Regions from separate parts of the Mus musculus genome. Here region 2 is linked to region 1. The links are chromatin loops, found by intact Hi-C in ENCODE. Cell type or tissue: gastrocnemius. All regions are shown on one strand. Each heading gives the region's core, and the rest is flanking DNA. Links, peaks and the distances in the headings are about the cores only.

Region 1 (9,680 bases), core at 629-8,628:
CGTCTATGCCTTGCCACAGGCAGGTCCTTCAGCAAACCAGAGGCCCATCCACAAATGGCCTACTTCCCCAAACACTTGACCACACGCTAGCAGATGAATAAAACAAGGGCAGGGGGTGGGGGAAGACACATAGGTGTCCAAAGGAATGGGAAGGACCACAAAGCTGAGCTTAAAATCTTTCCCCAAACTGCTCTGTCCTTCCATTCTCCTACGTGTGTTCCCAAGGCAGAGGGAGGTGATTGGAACTTACGGGGTCCAATCCTCAGATTTCCCAGGGACCAGAGAGGTTAAATGGCTTATGCAGACTGCCTGAACAGTTCCCCAGCTCGCTACAATCTAGGACCAGACTGAACCCCAAAATTCTGTGGCCAAATGACCAGTGCACACTGATACAATCCAGGGTGGTGGAGAGAAGCAATAGCATGAAAACCCTCAGCAAAGAACCATGCTCCAATCAGGGGTGGAGTGGTGAGGTTTGCTGTGTGCCTGTTTCACTCTCCTACTATCTGAGACAGGCTATGGCTACCTAGTCCAAGCTGACTTAAAACTCACAATCCTCCTGCCACTGTCTTTGAGTACAGGAATTACAGGCACAGGCCACCACACCTAGCATAAATATTCTTTGTTCCTCCCTTCTTCTCCCCAAATGTTTATAATCCTTTAAAAAAAATGATGATGATAATAATAATAATAATAATGATGATGATGAAGTCATTAGCTATGTGTTATTTGGAGACCAGAGGCACAAATGAACAGAGACCCTGAGATATATGTCCACAGTCTTGGGTTCCTTTGACCAAAAAACCACGGTGCAGACCTGGAGAACAAATATATAAAATTCCAGGCTCCTGCCGAAACATGTCCCCTCAGGAATGTCAGATGCTGAGAAGATACCTTCTCCGGAACTCCAGCTCCTAGTAAGCCACACTGGACCCGGATTAGGGTCAGGGTGGGCAAAGAGGCTTGAGGGTGGGCAGAAGATTCTGTGGAAAGGCAGCAGAGGATTGCTTACGGAGCCTGGCAAGTCACAAGTGTTCTAAACTTGAGCTGAATTCTTTATTCTGTACCGAGTCTTAACAAAACTACTGAATACTTGGAAAGCAAAGAGGAGATGAATAACTGCAAAACAAATGCAGAGCCCAGAAGGTAGAAAGGGAAGCACCTAAAAATTCTCTTTTACCATTGTTAGGTACAGGGAGTTGAGTATACGCACAATTTAATCCAACGAATCAAGAGGCAGATATTAAGAAAACTGGGCACGATTCTAAAGGAACTCACAGTACCAAAAAGAGCTTGATGCTATTCTGTTTTGACCTTCAATCTTTCCAATCAACCACAATCATCTTTTACTCCAGGGTCTGCATTGAAACTCTCAACTGTGTGCACTCCACTAGTCTTAAAGCTAAAATATATGTAGAGGAATAGGTACGGATTGTTGTTTTGTTTTTTTTTTAATTGTTGTTACACAAAACCTTTTTTCTGAGAAAACTGGCAAAAGCTATTCTGGTCATTATTTAGAAAGGGGATTCTTTATGTAAATTCCTTAAGAGACATTTCATGACACACACTATACCAGCACAGGGTACCCCCTAGAGTAAAAAGATGCTAGACGCTCCGCTTAAAACCTTAGAAAGACAAAAAGGACTCATTATGACCAAATTTGTTCACTTTCTGAAAACAGAAAGTAGTTTTTTTAAAAAGCCAACCCAAGTCACTTCCATATAGAAAGTAACTGAGATGCGTGCAACTAAAGATAGTCACCAAGTCTCAGTATGAGAGGGAGACACTCCCAGGACAAGCTGAAGATGCAGGAGAAAGAATGGGTGAATGTGATTCTATGATCAGACAGAGACCATCTCTGGGTCTGGCTATAGGAACCTTGCTTAATCTGAGGGCTTCTCTGGAAGGCCATCGGTCTTTCTCCTTGAAAAGGAAGGGGGAACCTCCATCCTCAAGAAGGGGACTCTAAACAAAGCTCACCTGTCACCATTGGAGGCTTTCAGAGCAATGCCAAGAGGAAGCAAAGAAGGAAGGGTGGTTTTTTTCTTTTTCCTCCCTTATTCCAACACACCAGTATTTTCCAAAACACAAATGTGCTGCCACAAAACACAGCTGAGCCCAGCACCTACGGTGATGTATAATTAATGACAGAGAGTGCTTCGGTTGCCCTTGGGTTTCATAGCCTTCCCCCTTAGCCTAACTCTTCTCTTTAGCAGCTGTACGCTGCTACAAGTTGCTGAGCCCTGTGACTTCTCAAGGGGGTCCCGGATGAACTTTTCTAGAGCAGGTGTGAACATTTGGGGACCAAGATGAGTGTCTTGCACAATCCCCCTAGAGATATCCTCTGTCCAAAAGTATGGGTGCTATTCTGTCCTCTTGGATGAGAATTTCTCTAAAAGACTGCACCCAGTTCAGCTCCTCTTTTTTCCCAGTTCTTTCTTTTATTCATTCTGTAGTTCTCGCTCAAACATTGCCCACCCCCGGTCCACCGCCCCCCAGCAAGTGCTAGGTGGTGGGCAGGGACCCCTCTAGGGAGATGGCCACAGCCCAGGAGTAAAGCCTAGCAACCACACATCTGAGATGTGAGTCCTAACACTGTGGGCGACTCTGCCAGGAATAGCTTAAGACGACTTCTAGCCACATCAAGTGCCAAAAGGGGGCTTAGTGAAGCAGAGGTCCCTTGGACTCTTAGGAGTGCAGCCCTGGTGCTACAGATTGGAGCTGCTGGCTGTATTTGTGGGGATCCAAAGTTGATGGCCTGGGAGGGGAGTGTAGAGGTGGCAAAAGTACTTGGGGTAGGGTAATGTTCCACAAAGAAAATGTAAGGGATGGAGTGGGCGGTGACATCAGACTTGCAACCATGCCACTTTTAGAAAGTGACTCTCCATAGATTGACCCCATTCTAGGATGGGTCTTCCCAACTTTTTATTGATCCGTGGGCCCCCACTTTCTCCATGATTTCCCCCCCAGAATTCCCAGATGCAAAAGATTTTCTCCCTAGCTCAAAGGATTCCCCCTTCTTTGGGACCCCAGGAACTGATTTCCTCAACAACAACAACAACAACAACAACAACAAAAGTATGAGCTGATCTGTCCCAACTAGTCCACCGTGAGGAGTCTGGCCGCAGCCAGTGAGTGGTGTCCCGCACGCACCCAGGGTCTTTCAGCTTCCTGTGTCCCTGCAAGGTTCCTTCTCCACACTCCGCAACAACGTGCCCAAGAGACACATGTCCCCCCAACCCGGGTCCGGCCATAGTCACCAATAGCCCTACAATAAACAGAGAACTAAAGCGGGGGTCTGCGTCCTGGAGCGCACCTGCTGGGGTCAACTCCTCACCCCTGGCGCACAATCCGAGGGCACAAGGAGAGGGGAGGGAAGGGCAAGCGGCGGGGACAAGGCTGGCAGGGACAGCAGGAGGCAAGACACAGTGCGGAGCTAAGAGGTGGGCTGCGGGGGACGCCGAGAAACGGCTGGGATGGCGCAGGGGCGGGCGCCCGGGGCGCGCGTTACCTTCGTCTTGCCCCCGCAGTGGCAGCAAACGGTCCACAGGTACTTGAGCGTCCGCCAGAGCAAGATGATGAAGAGGCCCCCGAAGAAAGTCACCATGGAGGAGGCCAAGAAAGCCCACCACATGCGTTGGCCCCGGCTGTCGCACGGCACCTCCATGGTCACCGGTATGATGAGCGCATCCATCTTGGGCTCGTGGACCGAGGACGAGGAGGAAGAGGAGGAGGAAGAAGAAGAAGAGGAGGAGGAAGAGGAGGAGGAGGACGCGTCTAGGCTGAGATGGTTCGCGTGGATATTGCTGCTCATTCTAAGACCGCTGCCTCCGCCGCCGCCGCCGCCGCCGCCGCTGCTGCCGCCGCCGCCGCCGCCACCGTTTGCCATAGCTAGCAATGGGCGGCAGGCGCAGGGGCTCGAGGGAGCTCCTCCCGCCGCCAGCGCCACCCCGAACACCCATCAACAGCCATGTTGCTGCTACTGCTGCCGCTGCCGCCGCCGCCGCGGAGCGCCGGGAGGGGGGCGGGGAGGCGCCTGGGCTCGGGGCGCTGTGCGCGACCTGGCAGGGTGTGCGGAGATATATACAGCCAAGCGCCGCCGCCCGCCCTCCCCCGGGCTGCCGGCCGGCCCGGGGGGGGGAGGGGATGAGGGAGGGTGGCTCCCACTCCCCGACCCCGGCCCCGATCGCCCCCGGGGCTGCGCGGAGCACCGAGAGCCCAGGGGGCGCCGCGGGCGGTCCGCGCCCGGGGTCTGTGCCTCCCGAAGCTCCGTGAGCGCGATCCCGCGTACCCTCGGCGCCGCCCGGCCCGCCTGGCGTGCGCCACGCGTGTGCGCTGCGCCCGGGCCCGGGGTCTCCCGCCCGTCCCCGCACAGCTCTCTCGGGTGATGAGGCGACAGCTCCTTAGGATCGGAGAATCCGCGCCCTCCCGACCGGGCGTGCCCGCGCCACCCTTCCTCCCCGGGGCTGCGCTCCGCTCCTGGATCGCCGCCTCCTGTGCTCGCGGGGCCGCGGCAGGTTGGTTGCGGCGGTCTGCCCTGCCTCCGCGGCCAGCTAGCCGATGCTCTGCGGGACCCCTTCGGGCCGGGTCTCTGTGACCCTGAGCTTCCTCGGCCTCCGCTCGCTTCTTCCTCCTTGCCTCCTCGGGCTCCTCCTCGTCCCCGTTCTCGCAGCCCGAGCCTCTTCGGCGCGCGCCCCGCGCGCCCCGCAGCCGCCAGCAGTGGCAGCTGCAGCAACTGGAGCGGGCGCGGGCTCAAACAGCCCGAAGCGGGAGGGGAGGAGGCTTACCGGGCTAACTCGCCTCGGCTTGGGGCTGTGTAGGGGCAGCAGGTCATTTGGCAGTGGTGGGGCATGCGGCCCCCCATCTTCCAGGATGTAGAGTATAGCGCCACCAGCCTAGAGGTAGGACTTTGCAGGTGTTGCGCCCCTCTAGGCTCAGCAGGGTACCAGAAGGGGAAACCACCAGGTGTCTGGGGTAGGCCGGTTTTCCCAAAGGGGCCCCTAATAGGGAGAGGAGTGGCTGGTTGTCAGCTAGATTCAGTGGACTTATTGCCCCTAGATTCTAAGGCTTGGAGACTAAGGAAGACCCTAGCCAGTACAGTACACCTGCTGACAGAGAGTTCACTCTTTCGTTTCCAAGATGCCACGTTGTGAGTTGCTGATGAACAACTGGGGCATCTGGAAGTCTGTTGGTAGTCTGTGACCTCTGACAGCTGCAGGTGGGTTTGTTGGTTGTTGTTGTTTGTTTGTTTGTTGTTTCCTTATTAAGCAAAGATGACAGCAGCCTGGTGGTTGGTGTGGAACAAACTGGGTAGAAAAGGAGGTTTCTTAAAGGGCTGCTTCCTAGTTCTTTAGACTCGTGTGGGAAGGGCAAATGGATGACGGGTACTCTGCATTCAGGCTTGCCTTTCTACATTTCTGGTCTCCCGTTTCTCCCCTTTAAAGGGAAGGAGTCCAGGATTGTTCAGCAGCCCCTGTCCCCCGCCCCACCCCCAGTCCCCCTATCGTTGCACACAGAAACTTCCTCCCTCTGGACACTTCTCCAGGCTGGCAGCTGGACCACAACTTTTTCCTGTGCTAATTAAAACCAAGATGATCACTCTCCCCTCACTGCCCACAGTGATTTCCCCAAAGTTTCCAGCTCATTAGTTATAGTCTAATTGGAATTCTCAGGTTCCTTTCAAGACTCTTCATATGGTAAACTGGCCCAAAGGAGCCTCCTTACCTGAACAAGCTGTCTCGACCTAAATCATTGGTCAGCCACACCCTGGCCCTAGGATACAGAGGGCCAAAGAAGGCCAAGCCTGGCAGACACTGAAAATATGTGAGTCTCAAATTGGTTGGTACATTCCTTGGGCTCAGTATACATATCCATTAGAAAAGACTTAAGGTCAAAATCACCTCCCCCATAAAATAGTACACAACAGAAGGCCAGCAAAATGGCTCTGCTGGTAAAGGTACTTGTCTCCAAACCTGACCCCCTGCGCCTGATCCCTGAAATTCACAGAGTCAAAGGAATAAGCTAACTCCTGTTAACCATTCTCTCATGTCCATGTGCATGCTATGGGGCACACTCACATTTACACACACAGAAAGGGGGGTGCTAAAGAAGAGAGCAATAAATGGTGTTTTCTAGAAGCAGAAATTGCCTCAGTCTCCCCTTCAGCATCATCCATCCTTCTGCACTCAGAGGGCTGCAACACAATCCCCATGCATTCAATGGCCCTGGCGCTTTTCCAACATCCTGGGGTAGTTGAACTTTGAAAGGCTGGGGAGAGGTGCAAGAGGCTGCGGTACTGAGATTCCTTTATTGGCCTTCTCACCAGCTGGGTCTGTGCCTTGACACAAGCCTGAGGGACTTTCCTTAAGTCCAAGAATTAACATTTAAAACTCATAACATTCATAGCATAAGTCAGCAAAGGACAGGTACTGTCCTGCCCCACCATGGGTCATCGAGCCTTCAGAATGTATTCCCATAGGAGCAAAACTTGAACCTTTGCAGCCAGTGGTACCCTCTAGGTTCTTCCTACCTAATATCTACAACCTAGATCCCCCTGAAAACTATTATCATGATGACTTAACAAGATGCTAGTGGCTGCTGTGCCTTCTGTCCTCTCACATTTGAAGTCCCCACACCATTACCATTATCATCATCATCATTTAAAGGGCTCCAGAAGTCCCATAAGACACCTACTCCAGCCACCACTCTGTCTGCTCTCGCACCACCCCTAACTTTGCTGACTGAAGCTTTCAGCATCTCCAGTGTTGTCCAAAACCATGACTTGATCAGAATTCATCAGAGACCTTCAGGGTCAATATTATTGCCTGTTCCTGTGTGAACTCAGGGTACTCAGGATATAGGCACAGAATGAGAGTATTCCCAACTACCAGAAGTAGATATCATCAGGCCTTTGCCCATCTCTGACCAGCCTTTTAAGAAGAGGCTCTCCCCCTAGACACAGAGGAACCTCACATTCAAAAGGAACCTTGGACATCACAGGCTTGTGCTGTTCATTCCGAGAGCTACAACAAAAACAGAAACCAGAGGCAAGAGAGAGAACTTGGTGAGAAAAATGCTTGAGTTCAGATCTCTAGCACCCACATAAAATCAAGGCATAGTGATATGCTCTGATGCTGGGAGGTAGAAAGAAATACAGATACCAGGGGAGTTTCAGGATGAATAGCAAAGCCAAAAAACAAAACAAAACAAACAAACAAACAAACAAACAAAATTAAACCAGGAGGGGTAAGCTCCAAATTGAGCCTTCCTCAATTAAGGTAGAAAGCTGACTAAGTAAAACATCTGGCATCAACCTATGCCCTCCAAGCACTGTGCATTAGACCCACACACCACAACACACACACACACACACACACACACACACCACACACACACACTCCATAAACTGGACAAACTGGGACCAGATCAGATCTTCTGGCCCCGGGTTTTGCTCATAGAGTGCAATCCGTGGGAAGAGCAGCAATTAGGGGCCCCTGCCTCCACTTTACTGCTCTGTACACCCACACAGCCCCTCAGAAAGACAGTTGGAGCAGGACCACACAGCTGCAGGAATCTCTGAGCTCTTCTGTCTGTAGCCTTTATCCCAGAGGGCCACATACCAGGCTGTGGCCAAGCTCCAGAGGAACAGAACCCATCCAGCTTGCACAGGATCTGTCACCCATGCCTACTGATTGTCTTTTTACTCTTTCATTAGCCTGGAAAATGGGAAGATCTAGAAGTATCTACAAATAACCCCAGAGCATCATCTCTACCTTCTGTAGGCGTGTCTACAGATTGGGTATCTAGAAGGATTGTACAAGAAATAAAAGCAGGAGAAATAAAAGTAGAAACTTATAGTGAGGCCATTCATTTGCCTGTAAATACATTTAATAGCTTCCCAGACTCTTCAGCAAATGCACATGTGTCTATGGTCACCTTCAGAGCAAGCCTGGGTTTTCAAATCTGTTACCTATTCTAAGCTGGGTATTCCCCCATGGGACTTAAAAGAAGTACATGAGAGGAAGACCACAAGCACACAAACTAAAAAAACAAAAATGAAGTCCAGGGAGACTGAAAGGCTGTCTACGCAGATGTCAGCAGTGTCACAGTGTCACTGAGCTTCACCTTTCTCCAGCCCCAGCCTGGACCTAATGAACCCTGAGACTCACATTACAAAAAGGAATTACGAATCTGTTGGGAGATTCAGTAATGCCTCCCTAAGTGATGTGGCGTCCTCTGGTGGCGTCTTCTGGTAGACCACTACTTGGTGACTATTCAAAGGGAGGCTGACTCATTCAGTTGAGACCTGAAAATCCTGAAGAACATTTCACAGTCAAACAAACAATGTAAGCACGGGAAAGGGAACGATGGGTTTGGGTGATAGTCGTTAGAGGACACATGCTGACTACAGTTAATAATGGTTAGTAAACTTGAGAAGGGACACCAAGGGTTCTGACCACAGATGCATACAAGAAAAAGGTAATATCTAATCAGCTTGAGTTCACCAGCTATTCATCCCACAAAAAATAAATATTTCAAATAATGCTGTGCAATATACATACATACAATTTTTGTCTGTTTAAATGTTAAAGCTGGAGAGATGCCCCGGCGGCTCAGGGCATGTGTGGCTCCTAAAAGACCCTACTTTGTTTCCCAGCACCCACATAATGGCTCACAACCATCTGGAACTCTAGTTCTGAGAAATCCGGTGCCCTCTGCTAATCTCTTAAGGCATCAACCACTCATGTGGTTCACATATAGGCATGCAGATAAAACGCTCGCCCATAAAATGAATAAATTAAATGCTTTAAGTAAAAGTAAAGAGAAATATCATATCCAAGATGATATCAACTTTTCACTTATGAATTCTGTACCATATAAAGTGTTGGTATGAAGGTAGATGGCCCAGTTCATGTTCTTTCCACAACACAATCTAATGCTCCATCTTGGCTATGACTGTCATTAGTATCTCCACACTTCCTTAAATTATCATGATGTGAAAAGCTGGAGAGAGTTGGCAACATGAGATTGGCGCTCAGAACTAATGTGCACATTTAAAAAAAATAACTGGGCATGAGGCTCACTTAAAATCTTAGATCTGGACAGTCTGGAGCAGGCAGATCCCTAGGAGTCACTGACCAGTCAGACTAACCACTAGATGAGTGACAGGGAAAAAGAAAACTCTCAGAGAAAAGTGGGATGGTGTCTGAGGAAGGACACTTGAGGTTGCCCTCTGGCCTGTGCAAGTGTGGTCACCAAACATATGTGTACACATACACACATGCACACAAGCACATATACAAATAAACACACATACTATCGACAAGCATATGTGTGCCCATACACACATGCAGACACACATACACAATTACCATGGTGCACTGCTGCCTTCTCACCTCCTTATAATTTATTTGTGGTAGAAGATGGGAAAGTAGCTACTCCACCTCCTTACAGCTTCAAGAAAAGGAGGCTGAGTTCTCCATCGAGCTACTTGACATGCCAAGAGTCCTCTATCTCTGGAACAATTTCTGATTTATGACAAAGGAGGAGAAGCACAGTGGCCCAACTCTCAAAACTATATCCAAGGGCCTTTGGGTTTCCAAATGTTCGTTGGGTGGAAAGAGACTAAGAAAGCAGATCTGAGTAGGTTAGGTTTTCTTTTCATAACTAATTAATATTTG
Region 2 (9,680 bases), core at 1,129-9,128, 130 kb before region 1:
TAGACAAGAATTCAGCGCTGCTATTTCTAAGGACTGGCTGTGACAGCCTGTGAACTGCCCCTTGCCCCTAGGGACCAACATCTCAGTTTTGGTTGAGGCAAAGCAATTTCTTCCTTGTTAGTTAAGCCCCTGGAGGAAAGACGATGCCAATCTAAGGCTCCCTTGGGATGCCAGACTTTAGATGCAAGTGGAACAACTGGTAGCTATAAGTGTGGGTCATATACCTGGCAATGTCCAGTGACTGAACATTTATCAGCCCCACCCTGGTCTTGACCTCTGCTGTGAGTTCAAAGCCAATGATTGCATTTACAGATTTTGAGCCAACTTTTGCTTATCATAGAATCATTTCACCAAAGAAGATGAGAAACATAAAGGTGTCCTGAAAGATGACACCTACCTCCAAAAACCTGTCATCTAAAGGCAGACGGGAGGAGATGGAGTCCTTTCTCCTTCAGAGGGCATGGAGGAGCACTGAGTCAGAGACTGAAAAGTAGTCTCTGGGATCTTCTCCAGTAATAATAGATAACATTCAGGTAATACAATGTGCCCAGGACACTAGCATCCTTGGCTGCCAGATGAGGTACAGTGACCATATGGCTTAGATTAGCCAGGGTTGAGGGGTCTTCCAATATGCCAGGCTTTGGATGCTAAAACCTTAGCAGTCCAGAGCTCCAGCCAACTGGAGCAATTGGTGATGTCAAGTGTGGAACATCTACCCAGCAAGGTGATGGAGTGTTTATCAGCTCCACTCTGACCCTGACCTCTGCTGTAAGGTGTTCAAAGAAAGCTGGAGGAAGGCTGAGGCCACTGTTCTAAAGGGTGATGTAATCCTACCAAGATAGAAGTGATATAACAATAAAAATAAGGTATTCAGTACATCAAATGTCAACATCAGATAAAAACAGATGCTGGAAAGAGGACATAAGGCAGGCTGAACTGATTGGGATAGATGGTCTAAAGGAAGCTGGGATGCAGGAGACAGAATAAGCATGAATGTACCACAACATTGCTTCCAGATCACCTGCAACTCCCTCTACCTCCTGCCTCCATCAACGACAGCAGAATAGAACCTTCTATCAGATCCAACCTCTTGCTGCCCTTCTCAAATCCCACAGCCTCAGTGTTCTTGTCTTTAAAATAGAACCAAGCCCACCTGACTTGCAAAGTTTTCTGGAAAGGAAGCCCTTCACACAAACACTTTGACAGCTTGCCTTAGAGAATGCGCTCCGCAAAGCCCCACTGTTCATAGCCTCTCTTGCCCTCTTCCATCTGTTCACGCACCTGGAGGGTTTTAAAGGGCCTGTGCTTTACACCTAGCACTTTCACACTAGTGAGCCTTTAAAACCAGTATCACAGACTGGGGACTGCTCCGACCTGTCACTCCCAAAGCAAGCCAAGGATGTATGGGAGGAGAGAGTGAGGGAAAGCCAAGCTTCAAGCCAGGCCAAGCCTGAGAGCTTCCCCCAGCTCTGTTCAGATAAAAGAAAGGAAGAAAGAAAGAAGGAAAGAAAGAAAGAAAGAAAGAAAGAAAGAAAGAAAGAAAGAAAGAAAGAAAGAGGAGGGGAGGGGAGGGGAGGGGAGGCAAGGCAAGGCAAGGAGGGAGGGAGAGAGAGAGAGAGAGGAAGGAAGGAAGGAAGAAAGAAAGAAAGAAAGAAAGAAAGAAAGAAAGAAAGAAAGAAAGAAAGAAAGAAAGAAAGAAAGAAAGAACTGCATTCAGCTTTCAACTAGAACTCAGTACTGCACTCAAGTCATAGGGAGATTCTCCTGGCTCCCCAGCCTCCAAGTACCAAAGACAAAATTCTGCCTTAGGAACTATCCTCTCAGATGGTGACAAGCCCAAGCCCCCAGCTAAACATTAGCTCAGGATGACTTAAGACTCTTGGAAAAGAGCCTCCTAAGAGCAAAGATGCTGGTCTCAAGAAGCCCTGTGTGTAAAATATTACCCCAAACCTCAGGTAGCACATTGTCGGTAGGATCGGGGAGGGTTCCCTCCTTGCAGGTCAGTGCTAGAATTAGAAAAATGTAGTAGAATTAAAGGGCTGAATTCCCACCATTAAGCATTCACTTCAGTCTCATAGGTCACCTGGAGAGACAAGTCACATGGGAAACAAAGATGGGGATAGATATAGGGACATCTCACTGTCCATCAATGGATTCCGCTCCACTGAACTCCTCCTTATATTTCCATTTTGTGTTACATCTTTAATAAAAAGCCCTAGTAAAAGCAATTAGATTGGGTCAGAATTTGGGGGTTTGGGATTTTGAGGGGTTTTGTTTTGTTTTTAGTTTTTCATGTTTTGAAATAGGCTCTCATGTAGCCCAGGCTGACCTCAAATCATATAGCCAAGGCTAGCCTTGAATGCCTGGTGTGATGAGTTTATCTCACAAATGCTGAGATTACAAGTGTGTACCGCCAGACTCCCCAACCTTTTTCAGTGTGCAGTTCCCTCACTGTTGGGGCCAGTGCTGTCAATTTGGCATCACAATTCAGTACAAGAGACACACCACATATCCTGTGATTTTTTTTTTTAAATCCATCAACCTGAAGTATAAGACATTTGGAAAAGAGCAATAACTCAAGGCATTCATTCTCAAACCATGGTCCTGGGGCAGTAGCTGTATATGCAAATTAAATAGAAATGCTCAGATCTCCATTCCTATCCCAGATCTATGGTTTAGAGAGTCCTGATAATCACACACAGGGTGATTCTGAGTGTTTGAACAGGGCCTCCTATCAGTGTAGGTGACTACTTAGACCTAAAAGCCAATGATGTCGTCCTGTACTGTCAGACACTTTCTTTAAAATGCTTGACTTCTGCAGGTACTCATTCCCTCACGTTTGGACATCTACTCCATAAAGGTCAATGACAGTCAGACACTGGACATCATATGGATAGTCACAAGATGGCAGGTAGCATGATGAATCCTCCAAGAAGCCATCTTGTGTGCATCAGAATGTTGAGAAGCATTTGGTCCAAATCCCCTCTTAAAGCAAGTCTGAGCCAACAGAAGTAAGTGCGCTACCAGGCTGAGACTTTACACAGCAAGTTGTTCTTCAGGAGTGGCTACAGATATGAGCTCCTCCAGGAACTATCTTGCTGTCTGCACAGTTGAGCGGGCTCAGGAGAGGGGCCTGCCCAGAAACTGCTAGGTCCTTCCTGACTGCCCACTTTATAGCCCATTGTCTGGACTGCTGAGGAAGCAAGGCACATAGAAGACCAAGCAGGAAATGCAAGGATTCCATTGGCCAGCAGGAGCTGTCTTGAGCACTGAGGGAGCATCACCCTGCACTGTCCTCTCCTTCTGGACCAGCTGCTGCTGGCTGTCCAGCTCTGTCCCCTGTAGCAAGCTGCAACCTCAAGAGCCACATGGCGACAGCAGCCCTGTCCTGGAAGGTGTTGTAACCAGGTGGTTCTCGGCCCCTATGGCCTGGAAGTCAGCAAGAGAGGTCACTCTGCTCCTAGTTGAGCAACAGAGTTGCCATGACTTCCATCTGCTCTAGTGTTCCAGGGACACAGGTCACTTGCTGACACTTCACTTGAACTATCCTCCAGTTATAAAAAGGGACTACTCACCACCCTCTCAACTTACAGACCATTTGGCCCACCATGGATGGTGGGCCAGCTTCTCCCCTAGGAACCTGCCAACCCAGAGCTTGGCTAACTACTCACCTCTCAGGGCTACCATCCATCACTTCAACAGAAGCAACGACAACAAAGAAGAGAAACATCTTACTTATGTGAAACAGAAATAAGACAGACCCATCTTCTCTTTTATCTCCTTGTTCTGCAAACTGCATTCTATTAGCAAGCCAGGAACAGCAAGAACTGTCCTTCTCAGAATAGATCTTGGGAAGGCACAAGAGAAAAGGCCTGGACAGTGACCTAGAGTAAAACTTCGTGGATGTAAGGAAAGTTGGTTTTCTTTTTCCATAATGGGGCAGGGGCTTCCAGAAATATAAGAAGTCCTAAACTCGGGTATTTAGCTTTATCTTTGTGTCCCAGCCCTGACTCAGAGATGGTCCTCATCCTAGCAAGCCATCCTCTTCCCTTAGGGATCTATTCTCCATCTTTGGATTTAGATAGAGGGTCTATCTCAACACTGCTGCCATTTGGTCCAGGGGGTCCTTTACAGTGCCAGCTGTCTCAACATGATGGGACAGTGAACAACACTGTCCCTAGTTTCTCACCCATTGGATTCGAGCAGTACTCCACTCAACTGTGCCAAATACACCATGTGACCATTACACCTACTTAGGAACCCTTGCATGGAGTAGGTGTATATCCTGGCGTGTATATACAGATCTGTGGGAAAGATTCCTCTTAATTCTTGAACTCTCACAACGAGCCTGATATAAGATGTGAATTACCAAGGTCTGATTACATGACAATCTGTCACAAATTGTACCCCTACCTGATTCACCTCCTCCTCAGTCAGCATTCCAGAGCTGGCCAGCCCATGCCCCAGTAAATAGCCCCAATTCTTCGAGAGCCTCACCCAGCCGCTGCTTGACAATATTCAAACATGAAATTACCAACACCCTGATGAGAAGCAATGACATACGCTTCAAAGCCAGCTTCTGCGGGCTCACAATTAATGTGAAGACAATGCTGGCAGCTATCTTCAGGGTGCTGCCACAGCTATGCCTGTGCCTGGCTAATGAGGGTCATTTAATCCTCCCAACAGCTCTAAGAGGTTGATGCTATGCCAAATTATATTTAACAGTTGAAGAAAAGGTTCAGAGAGGTTAAAAACTTTGTCTAAAGTCACCGAGTGAGCCTAATTTTAGAAACTAGACTCTTTCCACAGCAGTGTGCTCTGTATGTACAGCTTTGGGGGTGGGGGGAGCAGGATCTGGGAGCTTCCTGCTTTCCCATTCTGGGGAAAATCTCAGGGGTGGGCTTTATTCTCCAGAACTATACGAATCCAGTGGACAGTGGTCCAGCAAACATTTTGAAGGCACCTTTACCATACCAAGAACCCCACTTGTCATAAGGATGCTACACACAGACATCCTTTATTTATGACAGGGCCATGGCTCAGTAAAGCCATCAGAAGATAAAAAATATTATATGCAAAAATGCCACATAATATATATAAGCTGCCAAGCAGTGGGGCTTATCATAGCCAGATTTCAGCTACCCAGAACACACACATCCACTCACGCTTGGGCAGAATCATCTAAAATGTAGCCAGTTTTCTAGTAACTGCTGGCTATCTAATGTGCAGGGAACACCGCACACGAATCTAAGCCCAGAGTGGACACACACTATTAATATAGATAAAAGCGCACTGGGTCTGGAGAGTGCTGGACTTAAATCAGTTACTGGACATTGAGATAATCACAGTACAGATGATTGAGTCGCCTCAGGGCCACACCAAGAGCTATGGCTCATGGCTGCTGCCTGGCACCATGGGGCAGATTCATGCCATATATCACTCATTGGGAAAAGATAAAACTTTGAAGTACAGTGATTGCTGAATGCAGATCATTTTCACAGCATCCTAAGCTAGGTGTCCAGACAACACACTAACTTATAAATGTTCCCTGACTAGGTATTACCCTGAACCTCTTTGTAACTCCAGCACCTGCTAGAGAGCCAAGGCCACAGCAGGGACCCATACGATGAAATGTCAGTTGCAGTAAGTACTCCCCTTGGAAACTCACCCCTCTGGATGTAAGCAATGATTGCAGAAAAACTGGCTACCACCCTCAAGTGACCTCAGCCCTTCACCCCAAACTCTTAATAATACTGCTCCTCGGCTTTGTGGGCTAGCTTGTAGGGTTCCACATCCCCTTGGATATAATTGCAAGTAGGGAGGGAGCTTGAGTAACCTGGTTGCTGGGTGACCCAAAGGATTGGCCTGGGAGACCCCCCCTGAAGAGCTCCTGGAGCTCCTCTCTGACAATGCAAGTGTTCACACCTTCACTTACTAGGTCACCTTGAGTGGGGCTGCCGCGCTGTTCTGTGGCCCAGTTTCCCCCTTGGATAGCACAGTGAGATCTGCCCCCCACGGTGTGCTATTATTACCTGGCACGCCAAGGAATCAGGCCAGCACCACAATAAGGCCACCCCGCCCTCCAAGATTCTTCAAAACTCTGCTCCTTGAGGCAGGACAACAAGGCCATGTAGGAGAGTTTCTCCAATATGCCAAGAGCCATGGGGCAGAGAAGGGAACTGCACAGTGACATAGAAGGCATCATTCCTGGACACAGAACCATGACAAGAGGGACCACAGGACAAAAGACAATAAAGAGTGGGACTCACCCTGGAAATACAGGATTACAACCCATACATACACATACTAACACCATCCCCACTGGTAGAGAGTGTAATTTTAGTAGCCACACAGCCCAGCAAAGCACTTCTCAAGCAGTTATTTTGAGAAATGCTATTAGCCACCGGGTTATTTTTAAGGCCCCTCGTGTGACAGGCATTTATGACATAAACAGCAGCTGAAAGGCAGTTAACCCATAGCTCTGGATTCTTCCAGGGGCCAAGGGCTAGTACCTCAGAATAATCCCAAGCCCCATTTAGATGGAGGGAAAAAGCAACCACCTCACGTGGCTCACCACCTCTGTCATCCTGGTGGCTCCTGCTCTGCTCTGCAGCGATGGGCTGCCGAAACAGCTCTGATCCATGACAGTCAGGTTGCTAATGACAACTCTCAGGACCTGCTCATAGGTCAAAATCCATACAACAATCCCTCCTGGCCTCTACTCAGACTCTGCTCCTAGAACACCAGCCTTTGGCTCTCCATTTTCTCTCATATAAGAAACCCTTCACAGAGAATGCCCGGCCGTCTTCCCACCTCTCAGAACTCAGTTCCCACTGAGCTCCACTCCCCTCATAAAACATCTGTGCCTGTTAGCCAATGCTATGGCATCCTATTGTCCAATATGGTAACTGCAGAGAGCAGCAATGAACTGTTCCAGATATCTAAGCTATGGGCTGTTGAATGCCCCTCAATGAGGAAGTGGCCGATGTTTAAGATGATGTGTATGCTAATCACCTCCATCTGATCAGCATAAAGACCTTATGTGTATTAAACACCACATTGTGTCCTGAAGGATGAAGAATTGTCATGTACAATAAAATAAAATGTCTGCTTTAATAGTCTGGGTCATCTGATAGCTTTTATTATTTAAGTGTTTTGTTTTTCAAGACAGGGGTTCTCCATGTGGCCCTGGCTGTCCTGGAACTCTCCATGTAGACCAGGCTGGCCTCAAACTCAGAGACCCACCTGCCTCTGCCTCCCAAATGCTGGGATTAATGGAGCATAGCAACCACCACTGACCTGCCTTAACTTTTAGCTGTGTGAAGCTAGTTCTATAGAAACTCCTGCCAGATACTGAGTGCTTAACACAGGCCAGGCATCACTTAAAATCCTTTACAAAACTCAATGAATTCCCCCAGGGAATTTAAGAATGAGGAAACTGGGCCATTCTATATGGAGCTTCCTTGCAGGCTGGTCTCTATGCAAGACCAGGTAGCAAGGCCACTAAAGTCACAAATTCAGAGAAGGATTGCCTGGGTTAAAACCCAGTTCTCCACCTCAGGTAAGTTTCTCACAGCCAATTTGTCCTTTGTCTTTTTCTGGGCTCCCACACAGAGTGGATACACAAACCCTGACAAAACCTCTTTGCCAGCACCTGGCACACAGCAGTAAAGGTGAGGCACCGGTGTGTTTTGAGAACGACTAATTGGTCACCTACAATGTAGCAGGCAAGATACTGAAGCATCCCACATGCATTATCTTATTTGATGCTCGAAAGTCCTTGTAGAAATTTACAGAGCAATCAAGCTTAGAGAAGCAAAATCGTTCACCTAAGGTCAATGCTAGACAGTGGAAACTTGAACCAAACAGTTGGGACACAAGTCTGAGTTTATTAACCCAAATTCTCTGCTGCTTGTCTTTGCAAACTCATCAGCTCTTCAGATTCCCCGCTGCTCCTGGCACTGAGCTGGGTCCTTTAAACATACTTAACAACTGTTTCTGGCAAGGCTGGCTGACTACAGAGACTGACTGTGGGCTAAAGACCTCCAGCCCCTTCCAGGAAACCCTTGGCCCATCATCTCTCTCTACACTTCTCAAAAGAAGCAGGTCTCATTCTTAAAATACAGAAGCAATGTGGCAGGACACTTAGAAAGGCATCACTGCCATTCAGTATGACAACAAAGTACCACAGAGATCCAAGGCCCAAAGGTCAGAAATCCGGTTCCAGCCAGCCAAGGCAGCACCATAGTATGAAGGAGCAGCCCAGCCTGATAGGCATGGGACGTGAGCTGGAGGCAGCACGAAGGGGGGAGGAAAGTCCAACTGAGCCATGCATGTGAGTGAGTTACATGTGTAGTTCAATTTTAGGCACTGGGCAGATTTGTAAAGCTCAACACCCTCCTACAGTTGCCTACAAAAAGCCAAAAGTTTAACACCATACCAATCAATCAACATAGGTGTGCTGGAAGGGGAGTGTGCCCAACCCAGAGCAGAGAGGCCAAGAGCTGAGGGAAGAGAGTCATGCCTGACCCCAGTGGCTTACGATCTTGGCCAAGGAAAAGACCAGCACCACTGGGAACATTCATTGCAGGGATCAGCAAACTCCGATGTGATTAGGCCATTTAATTTAACATTTTCCTGCTAACCTATTACACGCCAGGGAGCTCCTGTGTATCCCAAAGCCTGTGATACCTTCTCTGGGCAGTGCCAGTAAACACCTGGCACAGTTCTGCTGCAGATGGTGGAGGAAGACAGCCCCCAAGCAAATGCTCCTCTCCTACTCACAGAGGAGCCTGGCCATCTAAGAGTGCAGACATCAACTAGAGCAGCTAACGTTCCAAAATGACAAGCACAGGCTAGGGAGATGGCTCAGAGGGTAAGGTGCACGCTGTCTAAGCATGGGGACCAGTGTGCAGATCCCCAACATCTATATAAACGCCTCACAGGAGTGGCAGCCTATAATCCCAGCCCTTGACAAGCAGAGACAAGGAATCCTTGGAGCAGGCTGGCTCTAGACCAGCCAAACCAGTGACCTATGGGTTCAGCAAGAGAGCCCACCTCAGCAAATAAAGCAAATGGGGAAGTCAACTGACTGATGTGAACTTCTGATCCTCACATTCATATACACTGCACACACTCATGCAAGCATCCCTAAAGACAAGTATACCCTCATACACAGTCACACACACACACACACACACACACACACACACACACACACACACACACAAGAAAATAAAGATAAAAGAGAACCACAACTCCAGACTGGGGGGTGCTGTCAGATAAGGCATTCAAGGCAGAGGTTTACAGTGCTAAAGACTCATCACATTGTGCTTGACTTTGAAAGGCACCCTCTGCTCAATCTGGGTATCTTCTCAAAAACAAAGTCACAGATTTCATTATCCAGTGCCTTTTCCGGGCCTTAAGTTGAGCAGGATAGGCTACTGAGGAAGGCTCTGCAAAAGGGTGGTCCTGATGCCTGCTGGGCTTGACACTCATATTCCTGTCTGTCTTGGGCACCCTCAATGCCACATCCTCGTGACCCCATCTAAGGAAGTTGGGAAGGAGCTGCTCAGAGAAAAACATAGGAAGGAAGGTCTGCAGCCTTCAGGAAGGCCACAAATTGTGTGCTCTGCCTACAGAAGCTGCCTAGAGTCCTGGTAGCTCAGAGAGCACTTTCC

What was found. A loop is a pair of places that touch in the nucleus more often than their neighbours do. Peaks named below come from ENCODE experiments on the same cell type or tissue, not always from the same donor. Only the 100,000 strongest peaks of a DNase experiment are listed, where the experiment ranks them.
Region 2: it touches region 1 in a loop (6-fold over the local background); 2 of 42 quality-filtered maps call a loop at or near these places.

The regions. Positions count from the first base shown.
Region 1 is chr14:24,000,237-24,009,916 of GRCm38, forward strand. It overlaps Kcnma1 (potassium large conductance calcium-activated channel, subfamily M, alpha member 1), which reads right to left and starts at 3,969. Exons shown (of 28, transcript NM_001253364.1): 1 at 3,512-3,969. The coding sequence starts at 3,889. 4930519K11Rik (RIKEN cDNA 4930519K11 gene) reads left to right here and starts at 4,755. Exons shown (of 3, transcript NR_131107.1): 1 at 4,755-4,901; 2 at 5,059-5,218; 3 at 5,445-5,601. In gastrocnemius, for the core only: CTCF peaks have their summits at 4,000, 4,894 and 8,250 (motif pointing left); DNase peaks (open chromatin) are centred at 3,598, 4,069, 4,633, 6,239 and 1 more place; H3K4me3 peaks cover 4,052 bases; H3K27ac peaks cover 3,711 bases.
Region 2 is chr14:23,871,296-23,880,975 of GRCm38, forward strand. All of the region lies in intron 1 of Kcnma1 (potassium large conductance calcium-activated channel, subfamily M, alpha member 1), which reads right to left. Among named protein-coding and RNA genes, the nearest start is that of Kcnma1, 130 kb to the right of the region's middle. In gastrocnemius, for the core only: a CTCF peak has its summit at 3,292; no DNase peak of the experiment used is centred there; H3K27ac peaks cover 6,531 bases.